Regions from separate parts of the Homo sapiens genome. Here region 2 is linked to region 1. Evidence: chromatin loops called from intact Hi-C (ENCODE). Cell type or tissue: right lobe of liver. All regions are shown on one strand. Each heading gives the region's core, and the rest is flanking DNA. Links, peaks and the distances in the headings are about the cores only. Region 1 holds the start of C20orf202 (chromosome 20 open reading frame 202). Region 2 overlaps RSPO4 (R-spondin 4).

Region 1 (11,068 bases), core at 3,911-6,410:
CGAGCTGCAGCCACCACCTGACTGCAATCATTGGAGAGACCCAAAGCCAAGAACCGCTCAGCTGAGCCCAGAACTATGGGAAACATAATTTACAACAATAATAAATGGCTGTTGCAATAATAAAGGGATTGCTGTGTTTAAGTTTGGAGGCAGTTTGTTACACATCAATATACACCACAACACATGGGCTCTGTAAGGTGTCACAGCTGACCCAGGACTGGAAGCTGGCTCTCATGTAAAGGTGTGAGAGATTAGATCATTTCTAATCAGTCACAGTGTAAGTAAGCCCTGCCTTGCCTGCCCTGACTCACTCTAGGTTTCACATCTTGAACTGTTCTTGCTCCTAAATTTTTAGCTTCTGACCTCATGAATCCTTTTTCCATCTCTGTCCCCTCCTCTCTTCATCCTGGATGCTAGGCTTAGGTGTGCAGTCCTGTTTTTGCTGCCTTAGCAGAGAAAACCCTGGGTTTTCCTGAGACCATGATCCACATGCTCCCTCTGGTGCTCACTGTCCTGCATGGCCATGATTTCCCACCCAGACCTCTAGGACCAACGCTGAAGATGTAATTTCCATCCCAACTCCTTGTCCAGCATCTGGGCTCAGCTTTGGCTTTCTCTGACCTAGGATCAGGAAGTGAACGTTGGTTCCAAATGTAGGGTCTTGGAGAACAACAAATATCCCACCAGAAGGGCAGGTTCTGGAGCTCTAGGTCTATCTTCCCAGATTGGAGATGGAGGGGTTGGCAGGGGTTTTTGGTCTTTGGGCCCAAATGTGGAAATCAGGGAGAGGCAGAGGGTGCTAGTGATTAGCATCGGGCATGGGAGAGCAATGTCATTTCTACTTTGCATGGCCAGGCAGATGTCTCTCAAGATAATAGTGGCTAATCAGCTTGTCCATTTGTAATAGTCATAGTTTCACAAATCAGAACATAATCATGCAGCAATAATAAGGTGCCATTCATTAGCCTTTCCAGTGTAACCAAGAATGGTTACAGTGGCAATTGGTAATAATAGCAAAAAGCTGTGTCAGTCTGGGACAGGTAGGAGACAGAAACCACACCAGTTATTTTAACACAGAAAATTTAATATAAAGAATTGCTAACTAGGTATAAAGTTGTTAACTGGGTGACTGAAAGGTTATAAAAAGAACTTTAAGGTAGGAATTGCAGCAAGCATCTGCCATCTCCAGGGCTGAGGGAACAAAGAAAAGAGGCAGAAACTATCAAACTTTAAAACTTACAGGAGGAATTCCCTGGAGTTTAAATTCAGCTATCTGAGAAAGGAACTCAGCTCAGCTGGGGCTGGTGTCTCTGAGCTCAGGAAAGGGCCAGGTAGGTAAGGCAGGGACCCACACTTCAGGGGAGGAGGGACTGGCATCTGAAGCTGATGTCTCTGAGCTCCTGGAAGGGGCCCCAGGAGTCTGGAACCTGGATCCTGGAGAAGTCTGGTGCTTCATGAAGGAATTGCTGCCTGTTGTGAAGAAACATTGCTGGGAGATGCTCATAGGAACAGGAAGCCCACAGGGAAACAAGAAGAAGGAGCAAGCCCCTTTTCTCTCCTCTAGACTTGTAGTCTAACTCCATGCTGTATATTGGCAAAGCCTAACAAACTCTAACAGGGAGCAGCTGGTAACACCAAAAGGTGCTTTGCAGGGACCCAGCTCCAGCATCACAGAGCAGGTATCATTTATATTACCAAATACAAAAATCACAGGTTGATCTGACTACAAACATTATACTTATAATGCACCCCCTCCACTCTGCCTCTACATGCAATCGATTTACTTTTTCAAAGCCATAAAAACAATGTTCTAGCAACATACAGGTAGATTTTCAAAAACAAAAAGGGCTACCGATCATCAGACCATCTTAACACCATGACTTTTTTATTTTCACCTTTTCTGTTTTAGTCTTTCTTATAGGCAGATACAATTTTTCAGTTATGACTGCAGCACCCCACACAACTGAGTGTCTCTGCTGTATCACAAGCCTGGTTGCCTGCTGTTACGGAGGTTGTTGTCACAAACCCTCATTGAATGAAATGCCATTTTCATATTGATTTCTCCTCTTTGATTCTTTGAACATCTGGATCATATTCCTCAAGACCATTCTAGCTGCAAATGAGGGAAACTGCTCAAATCAGCTTAACCAAAAACAAATTGATGTGTGTGGCTGTGTTGGGGGGTGAAATTGACTGGCTTCGGTCCCTGGAAAGAATGCAGGAGTAACTCACAAAACTAGGACCTAAAACCAGGGACCAAAAAGAGCCAGCGCTCTTCCTCTCTGTCCATCTGTTGTGTGGCCCTCTCTCTACTTCTCTTTGGAGATTAGCCTCTTTCCTTCCTACTGCAGACAGGTCTTCTTTACCTGGTAGGAACATGGCCACCAGCAGCCTCAGCCTGAGTGTAATAGAAAGAGCTTCCAGGTAGCAATCTCAGGGAAGGTCGGTGACTGGCTCTGTTGGTTCACATGACCATCCATTGGGCCAATCATCTTTTTAGGGCAACCATGAATTATATCATTGGCCAGGCCTGGTAATATACCCATGCCTATGGCCAGGGTGGTTACAGGGCCTAATATGTTATCAGATGAAGGGGAATGGGAAGGCTTCCTGGGAAGACAGAAAACAGCCACTAAGTCACTACACAGGGGTTGGAATTTTCACCATAGCAACACTTGGTAACCATTACTGCACATCTAGTTCTTTGTTTTAACAATTGCCTTGTGAAAAATTCCCAAGGATAGGGTTACTGCCATGGTGCTTGCCAGAGCACTAGAGCACATTTGTGTTTTCAGTCGAAAAGTGTGTTCACATCCAATACCTTATGTGTGCCTCACCAAGAAATCCCAAGTGACAGAAAAGGAACCAGAGACACAGAGAAGCTGAGTGACAGATCCAGGGATGCACAGCAGATGAGGGCAGAAATGAACCCAGAGCCCTGGCTTTCTGACTCCCATTCCAACACTCTGCCCCTGAAATATCACAGTGAAAGGTTAGACTAATGGGGAGAGTGTTAAAGCCCAGTGTCATCTCCGTCCAGTTAAGGGAGAGAGCTTCGTCTGCTGTCTTCCCCTCGGAGGAGCTGGGCCAGACCCCTTGAGCAAACCGGCTGGCAGCCCCTGCCTTCGGAGCCCGCTCGAGCTCTGATGGGGGATGTCCCTCCGCTGGACCTGGCGTCCTCCCAGTGGGCGCTGTCCGCACGCAGCTCCTCCAGGACACTGTGAAGATGCCTCAGTGTGAGCAGGAGACTCTGATCTTGAATCTGCATCTCAGACTAGGAGAGAGAAGGAGCCTGTGAGGGGATGCGTGGAGCCCTGGATGTTTCCCCATCAAGCCCCTTCCCTCGCTGTCTCATCGGAGACCAGCCCACTTGTGATTCGCACAGCCTCACAGAAGCCGTATCCACCAATGCCTCAGTTTCTTGCTCTGCAAAGCAGAAAGCAAATTGCTTACTTTTCAAGGCTTTCATGAGGACTGAATGAATTTGCCCATGGGAAAATCCTTTCAAGGGGTCAGCGAGGTCAAAACTACTTTGGTTACAATAGTAAGACGTTATTTTCCTTTTTTTGCTTTCATTTTCTTATGAGCATACCATGGAGTTTTCCAGAAGCTAATGACATGTAATGTCTCAACAGACTGAATGCAGGAAGCAGCTATGAGAATCCAGCTGTGTTCTATTAAGACAGACATTAAAGCAATTTGCAACAATGTAAAATGGGGCTACTCTTCCCACTAAATATTTGCTTTGAAAAATATAGTTATTTTGAATAAGTAATGTTTTATTAACATATTATGAATTTGTTATTATTTTAGAATGCATTAGTAAATATATTAAAAATGTCTCAGCTTTGGCTTCTAATTCAGTCAGTATTGTTATATATAACTCACGTAAACAAAAGCTTTTTGGTGGCCTTAATAATTTTTTGGGGCATAAAGGGTTCCTAAGACCCAAAAGTTTGAGAACTGCTGCATTAGAACTCTCCTGTCATCTTCAGCCATCTCCATTCTTTCTCCCATTTTTTCCTGAGAATTTTTTCCCATACATTTTCTCTCTTTTTCTTTCTGTTTATTTATTTATTTATTTATTTTTGAGGCGGGGTCTCACTGTGTTGCCCAGGCTGGAGTGCAGTGGTGCAATAACGGCTCACTGCAGCCTCGAGCTCCTGGGTTCAACTGATCCTCCCACCTCAGCCTCCCGAGTAGCTGGGACTCCAGGTGCACACCACCATGCCCGGCTATTTTTTGTAGAGGCAATGTCTTGCCATGTTGCCCAGGCTGGTCTCAGACTCCTGGGCTCACGCGATCCTCTCAACTCAGCTCCCAAAGTTCGCTTTCTCTTTAAAAATGTTAAAATTCTATTTTTTGACTAAGTAATTCTTAACACATGATAGAAAATTTAAAAGCTACAAAAGGACATATATTTAAAAGTCTCTCCCACCCACCTCACTTTATCCCTCAACTCAAGCGTCCTTCTCCAGAGGCAGCCACTGCAAATGCTTCTGTTTTTCCTTCCAAAGCTGGTCGGGGCAACACATGGTTAGATATACAGATTCTCAGCCTCTCTCTTTCTCTGTCTCTCTTTGCAAGAGATACTTATGAACATTATTTCCCCACTAAAAATAGTGTTTTCATTTTTGTGACAAGCTGATTACAAGTAAGAAGACCAAGTCTGCATCCTCTACTCAAGCATGAGTAACACTGCCAAGAGAATATGTAGCTAGAAAGAGAGATGTGAGGCCAGGCCCAGTGGCTCCCACCTGTAATCCCAGCACTTTGAGAGGCCGAGGTGGGCAGATTGCCTGAGGTCAGGAGTTCAAGACCAGCCTGGCCAACATGGTGAAACCCGGTCTCTACTAAAAATACAAAAAAATTAGCCAGCCGTGGTGGCATGCGCCTGTAATCCCAGCTACTAGGGAGGCCGAGGCAGGGGAATCACTTGAACCCAGGAGGCGGAGGTTGTAGTGAGCCGAGATCGTGCCACTACACTCCAGCCTGGGCGACAGAGTGAGGCTTCATCTCAAAAAAAAAAAAAAAAAGGAAAGACGTGAAGCAAAGGTGTAGTCGGCCTCCCTCAGAACACTGGGACGACTCAGGCTGCAGAGCGAGTGGTCCTGGGCCCATTTTTTCCTAATTCCTCAGAAAACATTCACTCTGTGTTTTCTCGATTTTAGGGTTTTCCTCCTGCACATATTTCTGGGTATGCGCCTACAAGACCACAGTGGGGTTCCCAGCACGGAGGTGGTGATGAGGCATCCAGGCACCCACAGTTTCAGGGAGCATAAGGAAGACAGCTGCCCAGTGCTGGATGCCTGCTGACTGTGGGAAGCTGCAGTCCCTGCTGCTGGAATTCCCTGGTCCCATGAGAAACCCTACTGGGTCAGCCCTTCCTCTGGGGTGATGACAGGGTTGGGTCCCAGCTGGCCTGTTGCCTGGCAACCCAGAAAGGTCATTTTTGGACAATCCTGTCTGTCTCTCCCCAGGATGAGAGGTGTGTATATTGAGAAACAAACCTCTTCTGAGGTTCCCTGAGCTGCCTCCTCTCTCCTGGCTGGTGTCCCCACACACTTGGGGGCACCCCTCTTTTTTCGGACTTGGAGAAAATACCATAATGAAAGGCATAAGCCTGGCTTCCTGAGCAGCAACCACAGGACCAAGTAACATAACATCGGGTCAGGAGAGTTAGTGCTCCATGGGGGAGGCCCTTGCCAATGGGAAATGAGAGACAGGAACGAGCTGGGCAGATGAATTTCCTCTCGTTCTCTCTCCCCCAATGTGCAGTTCCTCCTTCAACCCCTGCAGAGCATCTCAGCTGCTGAGACACCCACTGGGCCTCCTTAAGGCAACTTCTGAAGCCGTAGGCTGCTTGGTAATACAATGTCTGGCGTAATTGCCTGGCATAGCATTGGCCTCTGCTGCCACACCCTATGTTCCTCCCTATCACCACCCTTGGCTTGTACTTCCAAATAAAGTGCTAGTTTCTCAATCCTTGTCCAAGCCTCTGCTTTCTAGGGGACCCAGGCTAAGACATTGGGTGTACGCATGTCCATCTGGGTCAGGGTTATAATAGCCAGCACCACGGTGCCAAGTATTCATTAAGAGGATTACAAGCATCTCTTCAGTGAATCCTTACAATACCCCATATGATATTGGTACTATTGTTATTCCCATTTTGTGATAAGGAAACTGAGGCTCAAAGAGATAAATCCCCTGCTAGAGCCACACAGAGGACTCAGCACACACGGAGGACTCAGTGTCATTCTAAAACCAGTCTGGCCAGCACCACACCCAGCACCTCCCATATAGGCCACGACCTACTTATCCCTGAACCTGAGATCACAATTGTGCATTGTGTGGTAGGTCCCAGAGGGGAGACTGCAGGGTCCATACCGTAGCCTGCAGCCTCTGCCCCAGGGGGGACCCGGGAAGGAAAACCAGAGATCTTTGGAAAATATGTAGTCGGGGCATCAAGGAAAAGCAATGCAAAACCTTACCAGCTCCTTTCTCAGCCACTCCAAGGTCTGCCCAAGACTCGGGCTGGGCTCTTCTGCTATTTTCATCTCAGTGTTCTTAGGAGTGACCTTGACACTGACCTGGTTCTGGGCCCGAGGGATCTTTGACTTGTACATTCCCCCAACTCTTTCAGACTGGCAGCAGGTTCTGGCCAAATCACTGAAGATGGAGTTAATGAGAGCAGGAAGTAGCTCACATTGAAAAATGTAATCTGGCTTTTTTTTTTTTTTTAAAGGGCTTTAGTGCTCTGAACAGAACAAGGAGGAAGGGAGGGAGACCATTATGGGTCCGAGTACCTTGGAGCCTGCTGTTCCAGAAGCCAAGAATATGTGATGCCAACAGGATCACAGAGAATGCAAAGCTTTAAATGGCAACAATATGGTTATTATGAAAATAGGCACTCTTTTCTAAGGGTTTGCTTTGTGCTTTACATATAAACTATGTATATGTCTCATTTGGCATATACCTCCACGGGTGTCCCAAGTCCCTGTCCTCATTTACTTATCTATAGAGTCCAGATAAAGGAAATGCTCACTTTCCAAGTTTCCTTGTTTCTGGAATCCCCATGTGACCCATTTCCAGCAAATGAGATCAAAGCAGCAATTTGCTGTTAGGCTTCCAGAAAAACTTTTACCTTCCTAACAAAAGGGAAAATGTCACTGCTGCTTCCCTTTTACTCCTACTTTCTCCCTTTTCCTTCTGCCTTGAATGTGGATGTAATGTCTGGAGCTATGGTAACTGTCTTGCGACCATAAGACAAAGCCCAAGAAAATCACAGAGCCATTAGAAATCATTGCACCCCTGACTCGGCAACAGCATCTATATGAGAAAACAGACCCGATGTCTAATGGAACACTCTGCTACTTGCAGGCAAACACAGTCCTGACACACCATTTATTCTTCCCATTGTTATAGGAAAGGGGTCCCAACCCAGACCCCAAGGGAGGGTTCTTGGATCTCATGCAATAAAGAATTCAGGGGGAGTCCATACAGTAAAATGAAAGCAAGTTTATTAGGAAAGTAAAGGAATAAAAGAATGGCTACTCCATAGATAAAGCAGCCTTGAGGGCTGCTGGTTGCCCATTTTTATGGTTATTTTTTGATGATCTGCTAAACAAGGGGTAGATTATTCATGTCTCCCCTTTTTAGACCATATAGGGTAACTTCCTGATGTTGTCATCGCATCTGTAACCTGTCATGGCGCTGGTGGGAGTGTAGCAGTGAGGATGACCAGAGGTCACTCTTGTGGCCATCTTGGTTTTGGTGAGATTTAGCCACTTTCTTTACTGCAATTGTTTTATCAGCAAGGTCTTTACGACCTGTATCTTGTGTTGATCTCATCCTGTGACTTAGAATGCCTTAACCATCTGGGAATGCAGCCCAGTGGGTCTCATCCTCATTTTACCCAGCCCCTATTCAAGATGGAGTTACTCTGGTTCAAATGCCACTGACATCATCACACCGTGAAGCAGGTATTCAATTCTCTCTTTCGCTAAACACTTATTGAATGTCTACTGTGTGCCGAGTTCTGCTCTAGACACTGGGGTTATCAACCAAAATCAGAGAAACAAAGGCCCTGCTTTCCTGGAGCTGACATCCTAGTAGTCATTGGAAACAAACAATCAAATTAATGCTACGATGAAAATATGTAGACTCTATTCTCACATAGGTCTTTTAAAATATAAATTTATTGGGCAGGCGTGATGGCTCACGCCTGTAATACCAGCACTTTGGGAGGCCGAGGTGGGCGGATCACCTGAGGCCAGGAGTTCGAGACCAGCCTGGCTAAACATGGTGAAACCCCGTCTCTACTAAAAATACAAAAATTAGCCGGGTGTGGTTGTGGGCGCCTGTAATCCCAGCTACTCAGGAGGCTGGAGCAGGAGAATTTCTTGAACCCAGGAGGCGGAGGTTGCAGTGAACTGAGACTGCAAATGTATATATATAAATTTATTCTATTCACATGCACTAGAAACTCCAAACCAAGAATTAGCATAGTGACCCCAGATAAAGATGTGAAATGACTGGCAAAGCAAACTCAGCCGAGTTTAGGGAAACTTGCCCTCAATCTGGCTACACAAAATATCCTCAGATAGAGCTCCCCTGAAGATGAACTCATATAAGAACACACAAGGAAGCCATTCACCATAAATGAGAGTCAACAGACACCATTCACCCCCTTCCCCCAAGAACTTCAGATGAAGATAATTAAAAGTATTTTGAGGCCAGGTATGGTGGCTCACACCTGTAATCCGAACATTTTGAGAGGCCAATGCAGGAGGACTACTTGAGGCCAGGAGTTTGAGACCAGCCTGGGCAACATAGCAAGACCCCTTATCTAAACAAAATAAAATACAATAATTAGCCAGGTGTGGTGGCACGTGCCTGTAGTACCAGCTTCTCAGGAGGCTGAGTCAGAAGGATTGCTTGAGCCCAAGAGGTCGAGGCCGTAGTGAGCTTTGATTGCACCACTGCACTCCACCCTGTCTCAAAAGAAAAGTATTTTGAAAAGAAGAGGCATACAAGAAGGAATCAAAATCATACAAAAAAAGAGACACTTTTTTCTTTTTCTTTTTTTGAGAAGGAGTTTCACTCTTGTCACCCAGGCTGGAGTGCAATGGTGCAATCTCGGCTCACTGCAGCCTCTGCCTCCCAGGTTCAAGCAATTCTCCTGCCTCAGCCTCTCAAGTAGCTGGAATTATAGGCACCTACCACCACATCCAATTAATTTTTGTATTTTTAGTAGAGATGGGGTGTCACCATGTTGGCCAGGCTGATCTCAAACTCCTGACCTCAAGTGATCCACCTGCCTCAGCCTCCCAAAGTGCTGGGATTGCAGGCATGAGCCACTGTGCCCGGCCAAAAGAGACACTTTTTAACAGGCAGATTTGAAAAAGAATGCAATAGAATTTATAGAACTTAAAATTACAGTAAGTGTTTATAAGTTAAAGAGAAAAGAGTGTATATTTATTGTAGCACCAGAAGACAGAGCTAGTGAGGTAGGAGATCAGCAAGACTTGTTCTCCGAGCACTGGTTACAATCCCAGTCACAACTCCACTGATCAAAACAGGATCTGTTCAAACAGGATGCCATGAAGTAGGCAGCCAAAACCAACTAAGATCGAGATGGCAATGAAAGCAACCTCTAGTTGCCCTCATTCCTCACGGAATGTTAATTATAATTCATTAGGATGCTAAAAGACACTCCCACCGGTACCACGACAGTTTACAAATGCCATGACAATGCCTGAAACTTACCTTACATGGTTTAAAAGGGGAGGAACCCCCAGTCTGGGGAATACCCCACCTCTTTTCTTGAAAATTTGTGAATAATCTACCCTTTATTTAGCATATAATAAAAAGTAGCTATTAATATAGTCAGCCAGCAATCCACAAAGGCTACTGTGCTGATGGGGTAGCCCTGCTCTGTCTATGGAGCAGTCATTTCCTGTACTCTGTTGCTCTAATAAACTTGCTTTGCTTTCACTTTACTTTGTTGGCTCACTCTTGAATTCTTTCCTTTATGAAGCCAAGAACCTCCCCTGACTGAGCCCCAATTTTAGGGTTCACCTGCATCACTACAGCGGTAGCTGTACATCACTACCTTTGTCCTATACAGTGGGTATAGGACAAAGGGAAGCAGACTGGGATTCAGTAGGAGGAAGGTGTTGTTTAGAATTTTTCCAAGCAGTGGGTGCTCAGTCAATGGAGGGCAGAAGCATAGCCCAGATGATCAAAGAGACTGGAGTAGGGGCTCTACTGGCTTGGAGATGGGACCTGGAGTTCCTTCCAAGTATAAGACTGACGAGGCAGGAAAAGGGATATTGTAATAAGGAGCCAGGATATCTGGGTTCTAACTCCAGCTCTGCCAAACTGTCTGTGTGAACTTGGGCCTCGTCTTTTCCCTCTTAGGCATAATGAGGCTCAAAATAGTTACTAAATCGAGTTGTAAGGAATGTCACATTTCTTATATCCTGGCGTTTACAGCTTGAGAATCGTTCTGACTGCCACATGCAGACAAAGTCTTATGTGCTATTTCTCGTAGTTCAGCTGTTACTTTTCAGAACCCAAGAGAATCAGAGAAACTCCTTTCTGCCACATTTATACCCCTTCTGAACACAAGGGGCCAGAGATGATTCCTTCAAACAGGCCACCAGGCTTTGTCACATGCCCTGTAATCATGGGACAACTGCCTGGAGCCGAGATGAGTGCCCCAGCCCAAAGCAGCCATCTACAGACTGGACAGGAGAGTGATCATTGGCTCATGGGTGACTGGTTTTTGAGCAGCTGCATTTTGGGTGGTGACCAGAGGATCCAATCAGATCTTCCCTCAGACATGTTGAATTTGCCACAGATTGGGAGGTTGGATTACCACTAGAACACTGTGTACCAAATGTCTCTAAAACTCCATACTTTCAAACAACAATCATTTATTATTGCTCATGTTTGCAGATCTGCAGCTCTGAGTCTGCTCCACAGATCTCCTGTCCTTCTCCTGGAATCACAGGGCTGCTGGGGCACATTCTCTTGGCAAAGGAGAAGAGAGCAAGTGGAACCA
Region 2 (2,500 bases), core at 1-2,500, 240 kb after region 1:
TAGATGCTCAGTACGTGTCAGTATCAGTGTTATTACTGCTCTGATTATTTCCTAACAGCTCCTTGTCACACTCCTGCCTGTGAGCCCTCCCGTTCCTGCACTAGGCTGCTCCTTGGCATTCTCATCTACACTGTGCCTCTCTGCCCACGCATTCCCTCCGGGCTCACATTCATGGTCATTCCAGCTGCTGATGGCCCCTGACTCCGTGTCTCCAGCCTCCCTGAGCAGCTGATCCTCACCTCCACTGCCCTCTGGGTGCCTTCTTTCCACTCCCACTGCCACCATCCCCCACCTAACGCTCCCTCTGGGTTTCCTCTGGGTTTCAATAACCAGCTCCCTGATCCCTGGGTGGCATGCGCGAGATGCAGACATCGCTGTTGACTCTTCTCTCTCCCTCACCCTATATTCAATCCAATCTGTTCATTTATTCACTCTGAAAATATCTACTAGAGCATCTGCTATGGCCAGGCACTTTCCTAGGTGCTGGAGACACATTACAGAACAAAACAGACAAAGCCTCTGCACTCAAGGACATGACATTTCAGTGGAGAGACAGAAGCGACACCTGAGAACAAATGCATAATATTTTGGGTGGTAGGAAGAACTTTGGGGTGAAAATGAAGCAGCACGAAGCTCCCAAACCCACACCATTCAGCTCATCCCTTTCTCCCCACCCATTTGTTTCTGTCCTCTGTGCCGCCCTCTTCCCACCCTCTTGCCACCCCCTGCCTATCGCCAGGGTTCTGGCCACAGCTCCTGCCCGTCTCCCGCCTTGGTTCTCAGTCCCTCCAGCCCAGTCTCCACTCAACAGCAGAGGGAGTATTTCACAATGATAGTCTGCTCAATTTCTTTTCCTCCCAGGACCCTTCAGTGGCTCCCACTGCCCTTGGGCGGAGCCCACCCAGGCCCTGGGCAATCTGTCCCATCTGCCAGCCTTTCCACCCCCATCATTTTTTTCCTCCTCAGTTTGAGCTTATTCTCCGGCTTGCCCAGTTCCAGGCCAAATCATCCTGGGGACTCTGCTGGGGTTATGCCCTCACTTGGAGCACCTCCCGTCCCTCCCTGAGCCTGGCTAGGCTCCCCTTCCCCGCCATCCCACCCCCACTTCAAGACCCAGTCCAGGGGTTTCCTCCCCTACAACCCAACCCATGCTGCTTCTGGGCTCCCACGGTGCCTGCACTTCCCTCATCACGGCGGTGTCCAGATGGTGAATTCCAGGAGGCCTGCAGACCCTGGGCTGTCTTGTCTGCTGCTGCTCCCTCAGCACCCAGAATAGCACCTGGCATACACTGGGTGCTCAGTCTTTACTTGTCAAATGTGTGTATCTAGCAAGGTCTGGGTCCCACTGTGTCTTGAGCTTGCTGTGTCTGCTGTGTGAGCCTCTTGCTGCGTTCCCTTAGCAAACCTCTGCTCTAGGTCTCAGTGTCCAAATCTACAAAATAGGAGTATTCATAGCTACCCATATTCTGTGCCTACTTCTCATGGACTTTTAAAATAATCAAAGTATATATATATATATATGTGTGTGTGTGTGTGTGTGTGTGTGTATGTGTGTATATATGTGTATATATATATGTGTGTGTGTGTGTATATATATGTGTATATATATGTGTGTGTGTGTATATATATGTGTATATATATATGTGTGTGTGTGTGTATATATATATATACATGTATATATGTATTTTTATTACCCCCTATGAAGAACTTTTATGTCCATGGCCTCCTTTTTCTTCCTTCCAAAGTTGATCAAAGACACATGATCAAGTTTAAAACCTGTGTCCTGGTCCTGAGGGCTTCCCAGGCAACCTTCCAGCCTCCTCTCCTGTCCCCGCCTTCCTGAGACTTGACTCCCAACTCAGGCTGCCCCATCTCCCAAACATGGTGGGCCGGGCTCCCAAGGCTTTGCACACCTGCCTGGAATGGGCTTCCTTCTTCTCACCTGACGAGCTCCCCTCTCTCCCTTTAACTCATACATCACCTCCTCCAGGAAGCCTTTCCTTTAAAGCTAGACAGTCGGCCGCTCTGGCTTCAGGCCCATATTAGTCTGTGCATGCATTCGTTTCGCTCTCATTCCAGGCTCTTATAAATAACTCTGCTCCTAGCAGGTGGAAGTGGTGTCTTCAGTCTTCAGAGGACTGAACCCCTCAAACCCTGCCCTTGGATCTGAAGGACCCTCACTGCCGGCTGACCCTGTCTGTCTGTCTGTCTGTCTCTCCTTTCACCCCACAGGGGAGTGTGAACTGGGTCCCTGGGGCGGCTGGAGCCCCTGCACACACAATGGAAAGACCTGCGGCTCGGCTTGGGGCCTGGAGAGCCGGGTACGAGAGGCTGGCCGGGCTGGGCATGAGGAGGCAGCCACCTGCCAGGTGCTTTCTGAGTCAAGGAAATGTCCCATCCAGAGGCCCTGCCCAGGAGGTGAGCCCCAGGACAGGCACACGAGGCTGCGGTGGGAAAGGCCCACAGGGACAGGGCGGACTCAGATCACTGCCCCACAAAT

Evidence for each region. Hi-C counts contacts between places; a loop is a spot of excess contacts. Peaks named below come from ENCODE experiments on the same cell type or tissue, not always from the same donor. Only the 100,000 strongest peaks of a DNase experiment are listed, where the experiment ranks them.
Region 2: it touches region 1 in a loop (2.4-fold over the local background); 42 of 110 quality-filtered maps call a loop at or near these places.

What each region holds. Positions count from the first base shown.
Region 1 is chr20:1,199,075-1,210,142 of GRCh38, reverse strand. C20orf202 (chromosome 20 open reading frame 202) reads right to left here and starts at 6,689. Exons shown (of 2, transcript NM_001394958.1): 1 at 6,492-6,689; 2 at 1,067-3,274. The coding sequence starts at 6,557. The coding sequence ends at 3,041. In right lobe of liver, for the core only: no CTCF peak of the experiment used is centred there; no DNase peak of the experiment used is centred there.
Region 2 is chr20:963,853-966,352 of GRCh38, reverse strand. It overlaps RSPO4 (R-spondin 4), which reads left to right. Exons shown (of 5, transcript NM_001029871.4): 4 at 2,233-2,418. Among named protein-coding and RNA genes, the nearest start is that of RSPO4, 37 kb to the left of the region's middle. In right lobe of liver, for the core only: no CTCF peak of the experiment used is centred there; no DNase peak of the experiment used is centred there.